2 separate regions of the Homo sapiens genome follow, and region 1 is linked to region 2. Evidence: read pairs that join two places in POLR2A ChIA-PET (ENCODE). Cell type or tissue: PC-9. All regions are shown on one strand. Links, peaks and the distances in the headings refer to the core of each region. The heading gives the core; the rest is flanking DNA. Region 1 holds the start of LOC124906276 (a long non-coding RNA gene). Region 2 overlaps KALRN (kalirin RhoGEF kinase).

Region 1 (8,735 bases), core at 282-8,281, 150 kb after region 2:
CAGCAGTCAAGTGTCTCATTACTGGAGTCTGAAGAGCATCCTTTTGGTGTCCCTAGTGATTCTGGAGAAATCACCCTGAAGATCTGTAATCTGATGCCCCAAGACAGTGGGATTTATACCTGCATAGCAACAAATGACCACGGGACCACATCAACGTCTGCAACAGTCAAAGTGCAAGGTACAGCCTCTTTGTTAGTCAAACCTTTTGAAATATATATATATTTTTAGACAGGTTCTTGCTCTGCTGCCCAGGCATGATCTCTGTTCATGGCAGCCTTGACCTCCCAGGCTCAAGCACTCCAACCACCTCAGCCTCCCGATTAGCTGGACATGCACCACCATGCCTCGCTAATTTTTTTTGCATTTTTTGTAGAGATGGGATTTTGCTGTGTTTTCTACAATACTTTTTAAAACATTTATTTTTTAAATTTCAGTAAAACACACAATAAAATTTACCATCTTAACCATTTTTTAAAAAATTCAAATAGAGACAGGGTCTCGCTATGTTGCCCAGGCTGGTCTCAAACTCCAAGGCTAACGCAATCCTCCCGTCTTGGCCTCCCAAAGTGCTGGGATTGCAGGCATGAGCCACTGTGCCCATCCCATCTGAACCATCTTAAATGTACAGCTTAAAAATAAATAAATAAGTGTACAGTTCAGTGGCATTAAGTACATCCACATTTTTGGGTTACCATCACCACCATCCATCCACAGAACTTTTTCATCTTCCCATCTTTCTGAAACTGCATCTGTACCTGTTGAACAATGACTCCCCATTCCCTCCTCCCCAGTGCTTCTTGGCCACCACTGCTCTACTTTCTGTCTCTATCAATTTGTGTTACTCAAACTTTATTTTTTCTTGAGACAGGGTCTTGCTCTGTCGCTCAGGCTGGAGTGCAGTAGCATGACACCACTCACTGCAGCCTCAACCTCCCAGGCTCAAGCTATCCTCCCACCTCAGCCTTCCAACTAGCTAGGACTATAGGCATGTGCCACCATGCCCAGCTCATTTTTTAAACTTTTTGTAGTGATGGAGCCTCGAACTCCTGGGCTCAAGTGATCCTCCTGCCTTGGCATCCCAAAGTGCTAGGATTATAGGCGTCAGCCAGCACACCTGGCACTACGTTTTAAGTGAACATTATAAGGGCTCCCTGCGACCTGGGGGAGAAAATGTCCATTGTAAAAATTCAAAAATAAAGTTCTGGCAAATGAGACGAGAACGAATCTTTGCTAAGAGCTGTCTGTGGCCTACCATAAACCTACCATCAACATGTTAGTTCCCTGGCCAAGCTTTATCTTCAGGGTGCAGTATTTAGCCCAAGGAAGAACTTCAGACAGCATGGTGTGTCTCCCACATCTGCCTTGGGCCTGGAGAAAGGTATGCCACTTGGTGGAGAAGGTCACAGGAAAAAATTGTGACATCGGTTAGGTAATGTTTCCTAGATGACTTATACCTTGGTGTAAAATGCCAAGTTCTGCAGAAATAGCACCTGATCCTGATTTCTGTCTCCATAGGTGTTCCAGCAGCCCCTAACCGCCCCATTGCCCAGGAGAGAAGCTGCACCTCCGTGATTCTCCGCTGGCTGCCCCCCTCCAGCACAGGAAACTGCACTATTTCTGGTTACACTGTGGAGTACAGAGAGGAAGGTGCACTATCTCCTGCTCTTCTTTTTCTTTTCTCTTCTTTTAAAACATTTATTTTTAAAATTGCAGTAAAACACACATAATAAAATTTACCATGCTAACCATTTTTTCAAAAATTTGAATAGAGACAGGCTATTGCTATATTGCCCAGGCTGGTCTCAAACGCCAGGGCTAACGTGATCCTCCCACCTTGGCCTCCCAAAGTGCTGGGATTACAGGCATGAGCCACTTTTATTTTCCTTTATTTTTATTGTTTATTTTTTTTGAGACAGGGTTTGGCTCCATCAACCCAGGCTGGAGTGCAGTGGTGCAATGTGGGCTCACTGCAGCCTCCACCTCCTGGGCTCAAGCCAACCTCCCACCTCAGCCTCCTGAGTAGCTGGGACTAAAGCGCACACCACCACACCCGGCTAATTTTTGTATTTTTAGTAGAGACAGGGTCTCACTATGCTGCCCAGGCTGCTGGCTGCTGTGAAACTCCTGAGCGCAAACAGTCCACTTGCCTCAGCCTCCGGAAGTGCTGGGATTACAGGCGTAAGCCACCGCGCCCGGCCTCCTGCTCTTGTTTTTCTGTCTTCTCTTCGTCTCTAGGAGGTCCTTCAGAATTGTGAACATATTAGCCTCCTCATCTTTCAGAAGTTGTTCCTTGTTGTGTCTTCCAACTCAGCACAGAGGCCTCAGTGCCAGATTACAGCTGCCTTCTGATCCCAGATGTCGAGCAGCTGTTTTGGCTAAGATGATCCAAACCTCCCTGACATATTTATGACCCAGGGCAGGTTTCAAGGTGTCTTCATGCATGTATCCCTACTTAACATGCTCGATCACCCAGACAGGGATGATCAATCCCATTTTACAGAGTGGGAGGCTGAGGCCTAAAGAAAGTTAAGAAACACAAGATTATAGTTAGTGAGAGGCAGAGCTAGCACTAGAACCCAGATGTCTACTTGGATAATTTGTGATCTTTCTCCCAGAGAAATAACTAGTGTAGTACGGGTGGAGTTCTACACCCCCTATCCCCAGATAAAATTAAGAGAATATATATTTTTTAATTGTGCCGTTTAAAATTGTGCAATTTAAACTGTTAAAATTTGTTACATTTACATGCTAAAAGTGAATATATTTCTTCAGCAGTTAGAAACAACTGAGACTTCCATCTAGTTAGCAAGAATTAGTTAAAATAAGAAGCTGCCAGATAGCTCTAATTGTTAATAACACAACTACAGTTATTCACAGTAATAACACAATTACTCTGAATAACATTAGGAATTACACAATTGAACTGAAAGCAAGTGCTTGCTACCCTATCCCCCGAACCAAAACCATTTGTTTTATTCTACTTTCCATTATGCTTATTATTTTAACTCTTCTTTCTCCTTCTTTCTTATTAAACAGGCCCTATGCAGTTATAAACCCATTTATTTCTGCATCCTTCTTAAGCTGTTCACTCTTGTGTCTCCCAGGTTAGCACAAAAGTATTAATAGTGAGCTGGGAGACACATTTTACAAAGTTCATGTTTACCTTAGCATTATCCAGTTCATAGTTCAGCTCATTAACTAAGTTCTCTTGGGCAAATTGTTCAATATTTCTGAGGCTCAGTTTCTACATCTGTAAAGTAAGATTAGCGGTCTCTACCTCACTGGGTTTCTGTGGATTTAAGACAGAATTAACTTTCTGTCTTAAATCTCATTTAACTATGAGAGAATTATGTTGAAAACACCTTCCACAGTATTTTACGTGTACGTAGTGTTCAATACATGTTACTTTCCATTTTGTTTCCATTTCCAAATGCATATTTTCTCTCATGTTATTAACTAAAAATATACTCTTCTGGCCTTATTAAAAGTTTGCCATGTGTCCCCTGTAAATTCTGTATTATCTATGTCTTTTTACTCTGGCACTTGCACATTTGAAAGTGAACAGAATCTATAGGCCAGCTTCTTCCACGCCTCTCACCATTTATTCCGTCATTTAGGAAACCGAATCCAAACTACCATAGTTAGCCTACAGGCTTTCAGAGCCTGACACGGTAACCACAAGCATCCCTTGAATTGAATGTGTCTATTTTCCTGTCTTTGTTTGCTGAAGGTCTTTGAAACAATATCCCTTTGGCTTTTCTCTTTCCCTCTCCTGGGAAACTGTACACTAGGTTCTCAGATCTGGCAGCAGTCAGTGGCTTCGACCTTGGACACTTACCTCGTCATCGAAGACCTTAGTCCCGGGTGTCCTTATCAGTTCAGAGTCAGTGCCAGTAACCCCTGGGGAATCAGCCTTCCCAGCGAGCCCTCGGAGTTTGTGCGACTTCCAGAATATGGTGAGTCCCAGCCCAGCCCTGGCCCCCCAGGCAGTGGGATTGAGGCACCTGGCTGCCTGTCACAGACTCCTGGGCACGTTGACATGTCAGGCCACCATGCAAGAGGCACCTTTTAGAGGACTAAGAAGAATGTTTCTGTAAAGTATAGCTCCAAGCATCTTGGGCAAATGTTAGGTCTGCACCCATGCCTACCCCTGCACCTGCCAAGTTCCCTGGGGAATGAGTATGTCCCCAGGAATGGAGAGTTACAGGCAGGAGTCATGAGTCCTGTGGATGTTCTCTGCCCCTCTTCTGAGACAGTAATACAAAGCCTCCTCCCACCCGGGCACCCCTGCCAGCCGTAAATGTACCTCCCTGCATGAGGGACTCACCCACTTCAAATGGGGGAAAGAAAAGCAACCTGGCTGAAGGACTTCATTACAACATGAGGATTTCATAGTTTCCTCACCCCCAATCATCCCAGAATTTCTTTTTTCAACATGGGTATAATTTTATGTAGATTTGTTGAAAAAGTAACTAAGATACACATATAGCTAGCTAAATATGAGTATTTTACAAATAAGGTTCTTATTTTGCCCAAAACATCTTCGTCCCAGGGACATTTTGAAAGAGAAAACTTGGCTATCCTAAAGAAATCTCCAAATGGTGAGATTTTGGGCAGTGCAAGGGAGTGGTCTGTGTGTACTGGGGAGAGCAGTGGGTGGGGGGCAGCTGACTGTACTCGAAAGACCATGGACCTGTGTGCCTTAGGGTTAAGGGAATTCTGGAGTCTCCAGAGGGGTTTGGGAAACCCTCTAAATCACCTCTGCCCCCACCTGAATCCAGAAATGCTCTCCAGTTCCAGTCCCACAGTCAGCCCGGTTTTCTCCCAGTGACTTTGACTTTGTTCCCACGAGCCTGTGACTCTTGCAGAAACCTACGCCCTGGGTCTCTGTTTCCTCAGAATTCAAGATGGATAAGCCGCCTTCAGTCTCAGCCAGGCTGTGCTCTGGGAAACCTGAGGGAACTGGCTCCAGGGTCAGCTGAGCCAAGCTGCTCATGTGACCCCTCTCCTCCCAGGCTGCTCACTTGCTCCAGCCCCGGATGATGCTGTGTGTTTTGCTATTTGTGAACCTTGGTCCCCAACAGATGACACAAATGCGTATTGCTGTGCTTGCTCTGTGTGCGTGTGTGTGTGCACGCGTGCGTGAATCATTGCCAAGGAATTGACACATCACACAAGGTAATACTGCCAAAGAATCTACTCAGGCATATATTGTGGGTTAAGCTAAATCCTTCAGTATACCAGATAAGCTCATTAATGCCTGAGAAGAGCGGGATAAGAAGATAATTTTTTCTTTTTCTTTCTTTCTTTCTTTTTTTTTTTTTTTTGGAGACAGGGTCTCGCTCTGTCTCCCAGGCTGGAGTGCAGTGGCGCGATCATAGCTCATTGCAGCCTCGACCTCCTGAGCTCAAGTGATCCTCCAACCTCAGCCTCCTGAGTAGCTGGGACTACAAGTGTACACCACCATACCTGGCTAGTTTTTGATTTTTTTGTAGAGACAGGGTCTTGCTATGTGGCTCAGGTTAGAAAGAGAAATTTCTAAAATGTCTTTTCCTTTTCTCCTTTCTTGACCTTGTAACTTTTCCCTTCTCTCTCTGCATCCTCCTTACACCCCTGATTTTCACGAGCTTTTCTAGGTCTTCAAAGTGTTCTTTTATCCCTTTTAAATTTTTCTCCTAAATTTATCTTATAAAATATCCATAAGTCATATTTCTGATTGTACTGCGTTTTCCCTTTGTTTAAGTAGATGGGAGAGAGAAGCTGACTCTGTCATGTCAGTTTCCCCTTGGATGATTTTTTAAAATAACATTCCAGAGAATCATGGCATTTTCCCACTGAGTCAGACTCCATATTTGGTCATGAGAATTGCTTTGGGGTTACTCTGGAGCTTTTCTGTTAATTTTTTCTTTATTCTTATATGACATCCTCGATATTGTAAATGGATTCTCTTTCTTCCGAAGATGCTGCTGCTGATGGTGCCACCATTTCTTGGAAGGAAAATTTTGACTCAGCTTACACTGAGCTGAATGAAATTGGAAGGTAATGACACAGTTTTATATTCCTTCATTCATGAACACCTAGCAACATCACATCAGAACAGTAACTTTTTGTTGTTGTCATTGTTTATTTCTTTTACAAATGCAATTCTCTCCATAGCAAGAAAAAAACTAAAATATTCGTTTGTATTTTCTACTGTTCTTTTTCTAACTTCTTAAGTTGGATGCTTCATTCATCAGTTGTCAACCTTTCTTCTTTTCTAATATAAGAAATTAAGGCCCAAAATTTTCTTCAAAGTACAATTTTAGCTATAGGTCCTGAGTTTTGATATGCAGTATTTTCCTTATAAGTTATATGTAGTTGTCTTCAACTGTGAATTTTTCTTTGACCTGGTTATAATGGAAACATGTTTTAATATATATGAGATTTTTAAAGGTATGAGTTTTTTTAAAGTATCTTTTTATTACTGATTTCTAACTTAATTTGCATTGTGGTCAGAAAATCTATATGGTACTGATTCCTTGGTTTTTGTTTGGACTTGCTTTATGAGTAGTACATGGTTACTTTTTGTAAAAATTTCCACATGTTCCTGGGAAGACTGTGCAATCACTAATTGTTGGATATACATCTCTATATTGCCCGTGTACCAAGCACATTAATTATTTTATGAGTATTTCTAATCCCAATCCTCCCCCTGCCACACACATACACTCCATACCTTTCTCTTTCTCTCTCTTTCTCACTTGCAGTATTTTGGTTAGAGAACATTTAGTGTGTCCTCAAAAATAAAACAGATAAAAATATGACTTTTAACAGAAAAATTAAAAATCTATCACCTGGCCCACAAAATAGTCTATGGGAAAGAAACAAAAGGCATTCATCCCTATGCATGCTTTGGTCTCCAGGTGGTCTGTGTGAGGGAATGTAGGTAGATCTTACAGGTTGCCCACCCGTAAGATCCTTCCCCCCGGATGTATAAATAAAAGAATACCCACTAACGATGGGCCATTGACATCATTTCTAGCTCTGATTAGCATTTCTCAGTGAAGCATAACATTTTTTAACTGACGTGGTTGTGACCGACGTTGTAGAGGAAACCAAAATGGTCCTTCTGCCTGTGTCTTAGGCAGGAGTCACAATATCATTCACTGCCTTCCGTTACAGCACCTTTCATCAAAAACAAACTCTACCTCTCCTTTCCTGTCTTCTTTGTGTAGCCAAACAGAAGAAAAAAAGCCAAGGAAATTTATGTAATGGTGATGATGATAATGATGATCTCAGTATCTATAGTATTCTAGATACTAAGCAGATACTATATACAAATGTTATTTTTGTTTGTTTGAGCTCTACTGCTTAATACACAAACATTATTTAATTTAATCCATACAACACTATGAGATACTGTTTGAGCAGATTTAAAAAAAAAAGATAGAGATCGGTTATTGCTATGTTGCCCAGGCTGGTCTTGAACTCCTGGGCTCAAGCAATCCTCCTACCTCAGCCTCCCAAAGTGCTGAGATTACAGGCCTGAGCCATTGCACCAGGCTGAGTATATTGTCTTTTTGTCTTCTTTTTTCTCTTTTTGAGACAGGGTCTGTCTCTGTCACCAGGGCTGGAATGCAGTGGCAGTATCATAGCTCACTGCACCCTCAATCTCCTAAGAAGCTATCCTCCCACGCTTGCGGGGAGGATGATCAGTCTTCCAAGTAGCTGGGACTACAGGTGCACACCACCATACCTGGCAAACTTTTAAAAGAATCTTTTGTTGTTGTTTTGTAGAGATGGAGTTCTCACTATGTTGCCCAGGCTGGTCTCAAATTCCTGGGCTCAAGCAATCCTCCTGCCTCAGTCTCCCAAAGTGTGGGATTACAGGTGTGAGCCACCCATCTCACCCAGCCTGAAGTATATTTTCAGTAAAGGAAACTCAGGGTCAGGGAGGTTAAGTAACTTTCTTAAAGCCCCACAACTAGGAGGTGTGGAGCCAGGATTCAAATTCTGGGCTACCCAACTCCAAGCCTGGTCTTGTTTTACTAGCATATATTGTTTCTCATCATATCGATTATTGTCCAAAATAAGCTCTAGTAACTGAAATCTAGTTTGCTTTATTATATTGAAATTTGTGAAGCTAAACATGACCCCCAATAATGGGCCGATTAAATCCCCAGCTAGTTCTAAATGAAATTGGTTTCATCACCCGGATGCCCCAGTTAATTCCTCCTGGAGGCATGTGTTTGCTATTATTAGCCATAGGTTAAGTCATGTTTTAGCTAAAACAGATGGCTGATTTGATATTTCTCAAAGGGAAGATCAATTTTCTTATCTGTTCAAAAGTAATCGATGTTTTTGTTTTAAAGTCTCTAACAGCCTGAAGCTTGTCCTCTCTCCTAAGAATAGTCCTTATATTTTCAGAAGATCTTTTCAAAATGTTGTACATTAACAGAATGGAAATAATACATGGAAATTCTTTTTTTTTCTTTTTTCTTTTTTCTTTGAGACAGGGACTCACTATGTTGCCCAGGCTTGAGTGCAGTGGCATGATCACTGCTCACTGCAGTTTCGACCTTCCAGGCTCAAGTGATCCTCCCACCTCAACCTCCCAAGTAGCTGGGACTACAGGCGTGAGCCATCACAGCCAGCTAATTTTTGCATTTTTTTTGTAGATACGGTATTTCACCATGTTGCCCAGGGTAATCTCAAACTCCTGAGCTCAAGCAATCCACCCACCTTGGCCTCCCAAA
Region 2 (8,735 bases), core at 567-8,566:
ACTACAGTTTCTCCAAAAATATTTTGAGATTGGGATGGACAGGTAGTTCATCTGGGCTGAGCTATAGTGGAGGGAGCCGGAAGGGAGGAAGAGGAAGAGGCCTGGTACAGGGTAAGGGAAAGAGAATCTGCAAGACTGGGCCCCGATGCTACCTAGTTTTGTGATCAGATCCCATTACTTGCCCTAGTCTCTGCTTTCTCATTTCTAAAATTAGGAATTTCATCCAGGAAACATGTATTGGGCCCCCAATATGTGCCACCTACTGTATGCAATTTTTTTTGTCTTATATTTCCTCTGAGGGCTGGTGGTTGCCCTAGCCAGTGTAGTATGAGTCTCTTTGGGACCAGTCTTCTGATCAAGGAACCCAAGCACGTGTTTCCTTTAGAAAAGCCTAGCTTTTGCTTCCCTCTAGTGGCTACTTAGTGCCACTAGACCTCTGCCTTTACTCTTTTTGTCCCTGGAGAGCCAGTCTGAATTGAAAATTAAGAAGTTAAGACCAGGCGCAGTGGCTCACGCCTGTAATCCCAGCACTTTGGGAGGCCGAGGTGGGCAGATCATGAGGTCAGGAGATCGAGACCACCCTGGCTAACACGGTGAAACCCCGTCTGTACTAAAAATACAAAAAATTAGCCGGGCGTGGTGGTGGGCGCCTGTAGTCCCAGCTACTCGGGAGGCTGCGGCAGGAGAATGGCATGAACCCGGGAGATGGAGCTTGCAGTGAGCCGAGATCGCACCACTGCATTCCAGCCTGGGTGACAGAGCAAGACTCCGTCTCAAAATAAATAAATAAATAAATAAAAAGTTAAGATGGAGCTGGATCATAAACCATGCACATGTTCAAGGGAACAGTACAAAGTGTTCCCTAGAGGGCATGTCATGATGGTTGGTATCCAGAGAGGATGGTGAGAGGAGGAGACAAAGGAGGCATGATGTCATGAACCAGAGGTGAGGCATGGGGAAGCAGTCAGTCCCAAAGCAAAACCAACCAACAATAGCAGATGGGAGCAGAAAATCACATTAGGACTCACCCAGTAAGTGGGTTAACCTGAGCAAATGGAAAGTATGGGGTCATAGATAAAGGCCTGTCTTTACACTGAAGAAGGTAAGGTCAGGGATAAGGGGAAACCCTAACAGTAATTTGCTGAGGGCAAAAACTTGACATGAAGATGCTTTAAGATGCTGGGAACCCTTTCCGTTGCTGATACCAATTCTACTCATTGCTGGGCACATGTGCTGGATCTGGGGTGGTGCCAGCACAGCTGGAGATGGGCTCATGTTGGTGGTGCTCAGCAACTGACCTAGAAAGAGGCAGATGCTCGAGGGTCCTGCTGGCTCCTAGCTAAGCGGGCGTGAAGATGTTATTGACTGTTGCAGCCAAGGGAGGGCTCACAAACTAACAAGATAAACAGCTCTGAGAAGACACAACCACAGCAGTAGCAAGTGGAGCAATGGACTGAGGCAGCACTGGTAAGAGCCAATCACTTTCTGAGGGACCCCATTCCCCAACCCTGGGCCAGCATCCCTCATTTCTCCTGTTGTCACATTCAGCATGCATACACGTGATGTGTGTCTCCTTAGAGACTGTAAGCATGGTGCAGGTAGGGACATCACAGCTGTCTCCCTGACTGCTGTATGCCCCATGCCCAGCACAGCAGCTGGCTGGTGAAGAAGAATAAGTGCATGGATGAGGAGGCTGGACTCATTAGGCTTGGAGTCCTGCCTTTGCAGTTAGCTATTAGGATGCAATCTTTAGCTAGTCATTTTACCTCTCTGAGCCTCAATTTCCTCATCTATAAAATTGGATGATAATGCCAACCTTATGAGATCTATGAGGGTCAGATGATGTCTATGAAATAGTTTATAAACTATAAAGGGCCATACAGATGTTAATTATTATCTTAGTCTGCCTGAGGATGAAAAATTAACAAGATGTCTGCTGACATTTCTTCTGGCCTGAGAGACAGTGACCAGGAGTATTTGCTTTCTGAATCAAAGCATTTAGAATGCGCTGTTTCTTCTGAACACGAATCTGTAAGTCACCCCGCTCCCAGCCAGACCCCTTACAGAGGCAGGTTGTTCCCCTCTCAGGTGCTCCGCATGTGCCCTCTTCCCATCTCCAGTCCTGGCAGACAGGCTGCCCGTCCCCAGATTACCTAACAATAATTAGACCAACCAGAGTTTCCTGGTCAACCAGAGGAGAGCTTGGCCTCTTTCCAGGAATTAGTTTGCCAGGTTTCTATGTGTGACTGGATACCTTGACCTCCACCCTACAACCACAGTGTAAATAAACATGTATTATCTACCCTGATTTGGCAACCAGTTCCAAGAATTCTCTTCCCAGTCTGATTCCAATCTGTTGTTTCTCTAGGATGCCCAGTATAGGAAGAGCAGAAAGTCACATCCGTGGCCCTACAAAGGGAAATTATAGCCTAAATTTAGGGTACTAAATCTTTGAACCGTGGGTTTGGGAATAGTTTACTATTTTTTTCTTTCTAGTCTGCCAGATTATCTCAAGATATGTCATTAAGGGTGCTTTGGAAATTGATTTATTTTTGTTTGTTTGTTTTTTGAGATGGAGTTTCACTCTTGTCGCCCAGGCTGGAGTGCAGTGGTGCAATCTCTGCTCACTGCAACCTCCGCCTCCCAGGTTCAAGTGATTCTCCCACCTCAGCCTCCCAAGTAGCTGGGATTGCAGGCGCCCGCCACCATGCCCGGCTAATTTTTGTATTTTTGGTAGAGACAGGGTTTCACCATGTTGACCAGGCTGGTCTCGAACTCCTGACCTCAGGTGATCTGCCTACCTCGGCCTCCTGATGTGCTAGGATTACAGGCGTGAGCCACCGCGCCCAGCCCTGGAAATGGATTTCTACTCCCTCGACACAAGATATCAGTGCAAGAAAACACATCTCAAGTGCATGCCAAGTTATGATTACTGGATAAACAATATATAACATCTATTAAGCATGTAATGCATATCAGGGTTTACCTGTGTTAATGTAATCCTTCCAATAACTCTATATGGCAGGAATTAATATGATTCCTACTTTACAGATAAGGAAAATGAGCCAAAGAGAGACTAATTAACTTGCTCCAGATGATACAGATAGTAGCGATTGAGACAGATTCAAACCTAAGCAGTCTAGCTCCAGACCCAGTAATCCACAGAAAGGGAAATGGTTACCCACATCTGAATAACTGAGGTTTGATGACATTTTGCACTTCTGTGAAAATCGTCTCTGGTCTTTGGCCTGGTTTCCTCTGAAGCTCAGTTTTCCAGTGTTGCACAGTCCATACAGTAGACAATTTGCAGGAATGCCTGGGGCTTTCAGAGAAGCCCGTAACTTCTTCTCTCTCTCTAACCATGAATTGCTCTTTTTGATCAGGTTTCACCCAGCCACCTCTCCTCCCTCTTCTATAGGTAGCCTTGGGATTTTCAGAATCATGTCTATGAGCTCTTTCCTCCTTCCAAAGCTATAGGGTGTGTTGCAGGAAATGCCTTCCTGTGCAAGCACAATCAAAACAGCAGTATAGACAGCCTCAGTTAAGCACAAAGGAGCCAGGAGATGCCTCCCTGTAGACAGGACAGTTGGACAGTTACCTCCAGCCTGAGGGTCAGTGTTGCAGAGGCAAAGTTGCCAGTGGGTTAATCCTCCCAGCCGCATCTCTATTGACAACTTGTGTGGGTTCCCCAGGGGCAATGAGATGAAGATAGAAGGGAGAATAAATACCAGTTGCTACTACTGCCTCTTCTTTCCCCGAGGAGAGTATGGCTCTGCCCTTCTCACCCAAACTTGAGTCAGTGTCTAGTTAGATGTTCTCTGAAGCCTAGGCAGGGAGTACAGAGATAAAGAACAGGCACAGGCCAGGCACCGTGGCTTACGCCTGTAACTCTAGCACTTTGGGAGGCCAGGGTGGGAGGATCACTTCAGCCCAGGAGTTCGAGACCAGCCTGGGTAACATGGCGAAACCCCATCTCCACTAAAAATACTAAAATTAGCCAGGTTTGGTGGCATGCGCCTGTAATTCCAGCTACTTGGGAGGCAGAGGCAGGAGAATCACTTGACCTGGGAGGTGGAGGTTTGAGAAGCCCCTGTGAATTAAGTTGGGGTTTTTAGTAGGCTACATGCTCAAAGGAAGCCAGCAGCACAACTTGACCAAAAGGCCCTCAGATTACATTCTCCTTTTTCAGGGTTGTTGTTCCATTTTCTGGAAAATTTCCTTGACATTATCTTGCAACTCATCTATGAAATGTCTCATTTCAGCCATAACATTTTTAACTTCTGAGAGCTCTTTCTCACTCTACAACTTTTTCCCTTTATGTAACAGCTTGTTCTTTTTTCATGGATACAATATCCTCTCTTATCTTTCTGAGGATTTTATAGTGTTACTGATGTTTTATTGTCCTGCTTGCATTTTGTTTCCTCTGAGTTCCTGGTCCTTTTTCTGTTTATTTATTTTGGTCTCTGTTAGAGAGGTTTTTCTGAAAAGTCTGGTAATCTATAGCTGAATATTCACATTTATGACTGAGGCACAAAGGCTGACTCAATATTCTGTGTAAAGGAAGGAACTTGTTGACTTAAAGTTCTCACTGTGAAGTGATCTGGCAGGACACTGGAGGTTTTGGGAGCAGAGAGGGATCTCTAAGTGTCAGTATTTGAGTATCTGTACATCTTTTGGTTTCTCCCATGAATGATTCTAAAATCTCCCTAACATGTTTATATGTGGCTGCTAGCATTCTGGGATCCAAGAGGGACAAGGATACTAGCCATCTCTCCATTCTACATTTAAGCCTTCACTGAATTTCATTTTTCAGGAAAGTGCGCATAGGATAGAAGAGGGATCTAGGAGTCCCATCTTCCTGTTTTAGCCCCACCTGTAGGTCCATCCTCAGTGCCGTCTGGTGCTTCCACTCCCTGGGGCTGTCTGAGGGTTGAGCAGAGATAACTGGCAGGAGCTTGAATCTCATCTTCTCATTCTACCAAGTCAGTATCATTCTTGCATCTGCTTTCTATCATTAAAGAAAAAAAAAAGTTCTCAGCCCGGCGCAGTGGCTCACGCCTGTAATCCCAGCACTTTGCGAGTCCGAGGTGGGCGGATCACGAGGTCAGGAGAATGGCGTGCACCCGGAAGGCAGAGCTTGCAGTGAGCGGAGATCGCACCACTGCACTCCAGCCTGGGTGACAGAGCGAGACTCTGTCCCAAAATAAATAAATAAATAAATAAATAAATAAATAAATAAATAAATAAATAAAGTTATCTTGTTTACTACCTCCCATTCTCTTTGTTCTTGTGGATTTGTGTCTCCCCCCACTAACACCTTATGTTGTTTTTGTCAGGTTTAGGAATTCATGGAGATATAGTCACATGATTAAAGGGCAAGATAAATTTGGTTGAAAGGGGCTGAGAAAAAAAAATTAACAGTTATCTGTAAGATACTAATAGGAATAGGTGGGCAGCCAATGGGAGACACCTCTCAGACATTGTAACTAGGCATCTCAGTTATATATCAGGCAATAATTCATGGAATTTATTCACTCGCGCATTCAACAGATATTTATCACCTGCTGTGTGCCAGGCATTGCTCTAAACTCGGGAGATAGGACCATGAGCAAGACGGAATGCTCTGCTCTTCTGTATCTTACATAGGATAAGAGTAACACATAATTTATGTAAACAAGGCAACACATTAATGATAAGTGCTCAAGAAAATTCAGTAGCACTGTGTGTTAGAGATTCAATATAGAAACTACTCTATTTATCAAATATTAAAACTGGAAGCAGCCCTGGAGTCCAATTTCCTCATCTTAAAAATGAGGAAATTTAGGTATGAAGAAGGGAAGGGGTTTGCTGAGTGTCATACATGGGTAAAACCTGCACCAGCACCAAGGCCTCCTGATTCCCACTCCTGCATTCTTCCCACTATTAATTACTATGCAATTCACAAGACCTGCAAGACCAGGGGACCATGGTGCTCATTTACACACCATGGGAAACAACTAAACCAAACAGCTCCTTCAGTTGCAGTTAGTAGAAGCCACAGTTCCAGCAAGCAAAGATAAAGTAAATTGTAAGCTTTAGCCTCTTAATTGGACCTGGCAGCTCCATGGGCTTCCAACATACAAACTGATGAAATCCCAGAGCTCCACGACAATGTTCCTAAATGCCCAGACATTGCTTTACACATTTGCTAAAAAAAAAATTATAATCAATTCAAGATAAAAGCACAGCACTAAGCTCTTTTAATGGAACCTAGTTTCTGGAGAAGCCTTCAGAGTTTTATAGTAGGGCGAGGACAGAAGTTTAGTAGAGGAAGGATTTGAAGCAGCTATACTAAAGCATCATCAGCAATTTGGGGCTTTCCTGAAGCTTCTATAGTGGCCCTAGAGCAAAATTGGAAACTGTCTATCCGCTCCCCCATTTCTCCCCTCAAAGTGTTACACCTCCTTGAAATATTTGCATTTTTCCCCATTACCTTTGTTGATTTGTTTTAGAGATTGTTATTGTTGATGTTATCATTACTTTCATTATAAAGCAGCACTTATGTGAGAAACACTGGGCAATACTGGAGATCAGAAAGCCAGAGGGAAAATTACCCAGAGTGCACCACCCAACAATACCAGTGTTAACATTTCAACGAATTTTCCTTCTGTTTCCTATGAATAGGGTTGCTAAGTTGTTGATGATGTTCACACAGTTATATATACAACTGTACGTCTTGTCCTCTTAAAAAATTTTTTACTTTATATAAGTATTTAAGCTATTACAAAGCTTTATAAATAATCTAATGGCTGCATAATTAATTACTCACTTAGTAGATATATCATAATTATTTAACCATTCCCTTCCTGTTAGGTTTTTTAAGTAATTTCAACTTCCATGTTAGATTCAAGGGTTACACATGCAGTTTTGTCACCTAGGTATATTGTGTGATGCTGAGGTTTTGGGTACAAATGATCCCGTCACCTAGATAGTGAGCATAGTACCCAATAGGTAGCTTTTTAACCCTCATCCACTTCCCACTGGGTAGATTTTTATATTTTAGTATTGGGGCAGGGGGGCGGTGATGTTATTGTTGTAAAATTTTCTTCATTTGAAAAAATGCTATTATGAGCATTTTCATGCTTAAAGTACAGCTGCATGTCACTTGTGTGGTGCATCTCATCTTTTTGCATTTGGAAGGGAATCATAGTCTGGTTTGAGGTGTTTCATGTTAAGGGACATTACCTAATTAAATGAAATCACTTTCTGATGGAGGAATTCCAGGCATTAGCAGCAGGTGCAGGGAGTGTTGAGGGGAGGAGAGAAAGACAGTTTTTGCACAGGAGTTGGCAGGACTTCACGGTGCCCTTGAAACTGTGCCAAGTAGATATGCTCCAGCTTTACATTTTTTGCCAGCCAGCTCTGGCCTCCTGTGAGGCTGTTCATATGTAGATGTTAATTCATGTGAACTTGGTGCCTAAGGCTGGCTAAGAGTTGTGGAGGAATCAGATGATCAGATGGAAGAAGTTGCAGGGCAGGCAGCCAGGGGAGGAAGAGGAGGTCGGACTTATCTGATGGGCGCTCTTGGGCACAGCTCCCCCTCTGTCAAGAGTATCAGATCCAAGTGCTCTGCAAGGCAGTGTCAGAAGTCAGTATTCACAGTTAGAAGGCTCAGTTGGCAAGTATTGAGGGCAGGTATCAGATTCTGGGGTAAGGGGGCTTCTTCACATGGAAGCTTCCTGGAAAGCAATGCGGAATGAAGAGGCAAGAGTGAATCCTCATTTTGCATAAGGGATTCCTCGGTCCCACCATGTCTTTGTTTTTATCATAACAGGAAAAGTATGTGCTGATTTGAGGGAGGTCTGAGTCACCTTCCCTAGTGAGCCTCAGGGTCAGTTCTTCTAGTTAGGGCAAAACTCCATGAAGATTACTTTAAAAAAAAGGATTCACTTACATAATAATGTATATGCATATATACAGTTGATACAGTCTGTTACCAAACAACATGCCATCAAAATTGATGTTTAAAATTTCTTCTGTACTCCTTTCCTCCCAAATTTAAATAATAATTCACTAATACCGCCAGAATTTTTTTTTTTCTTTGAGAGGGAGTCTCACTGTGACTCCCAGGCTGGAGTGCAATGGCATGATCTCGGCTCACTGCAACCTCTGCTTCCCAGGTTTGTGCAATTCTCCTGCCTCAGCCTCCTGAGTAGCTGGGAATACAGGTGTGCACCACCACACCTGGCTAATTTTTTGTATTTTTATTAGAAACAGGGTTTCAACATGTTGGCCAGGCTGGTCTGGAACTCCTGACCTCAAGTGATCCACCGCCCTCGGCCTCCCGAAATGCTGGGATTACAGTCACGAGCCACTGCGCCCAGCCCAGAACTTATTTTTTAGACAATCATTTAGCTCTCTCTGCTTAAGGCACTATCCTAGGTGCTTTAATACTATCTCATTTAATCTTCACAACAAGCTGTGAAGTAGATACTGTCATTATCCCCATTTGACAGATGAAGAAATTGAGACAAAGAGGTGAAGTAACTTGCTCCTGGTCACACAGTTGGTGAGGAGCTGCAGAGCCCATGCCCTAAACGAGGCTATGCTGCCTTGGAGAATGGAGCAGAGACACAGAGGTGCACAAATGGAAGCTCTGAAATGACAACAGGAGAATTCTTCAGGGGTCCTGTCCTCACTCTCTGGATGCCATTGGGAAACCATCACAGAATAACTGTGTCTTTTCCATAACATGA

Evidence for each region. Peaks named below come from ENCODE experiments on the same cell type or tissue, not always from the same donor. Only the 100,000 strongest peaks of a DNase experiment are listed, where the experiment ranks them.
Region 1: POLR2A ChIA-PET joins it to region 2 with 10 read pairs; 4 of 35 experiments call an interaction of 5 or more read pairs at or near these places.

The regions. Positions count from the first base shown.
Region 1 is chr3:124,696,078-124,704,812 of GRCh38, forward strand. It overlaps KALRN (kalirin RhoGEF kinase), which reads left to right. Exons shown (of 60, transcript NM_001388419.1): 54 at 57-178; 55 at 1,516-1,647; 56 at 3,792-3,956; 57 at 5,961-6,039. It overlaps LOC124906276 (a long non-coding RNA gene), which reads right to left and starts at 4,946. Exons shown (of 3, transcript XR_007096039.1): 1 at 4,772-4,946; 2 at 3,839-4,076; 3 at 1,874-2,516. In PC-9, for the core only: no CTCF peak of the experiment used is centred there; no DNase peak of the experiment used is centred there; H3K27me3 peaks cover 475 bases.
Region 2 is chr3:124,550,214-124,558,948 of GRCh38, forward strand. The region is part of intron 33 of KALRN (kalirin RhoGEF kinase); the gene reads left to right. LOC105374076 (a long non-coding RNA gene) reads right to left here. Exons shown (of 4, transcript XR_001740872.2): 3 at 4,874-5,008. Among named protein-coding and RNA genes, the nearest start is that of UMPS, 180 kb to the right of the region's middle. RefSeq lists a silencer at 5,477-5,668. In PC-9, for the core only: a CTCF peak has its summit at 654; a DNase peak (open chromatin) is centred at 2,228; H3K27me3 peaks cover 4,154 bases.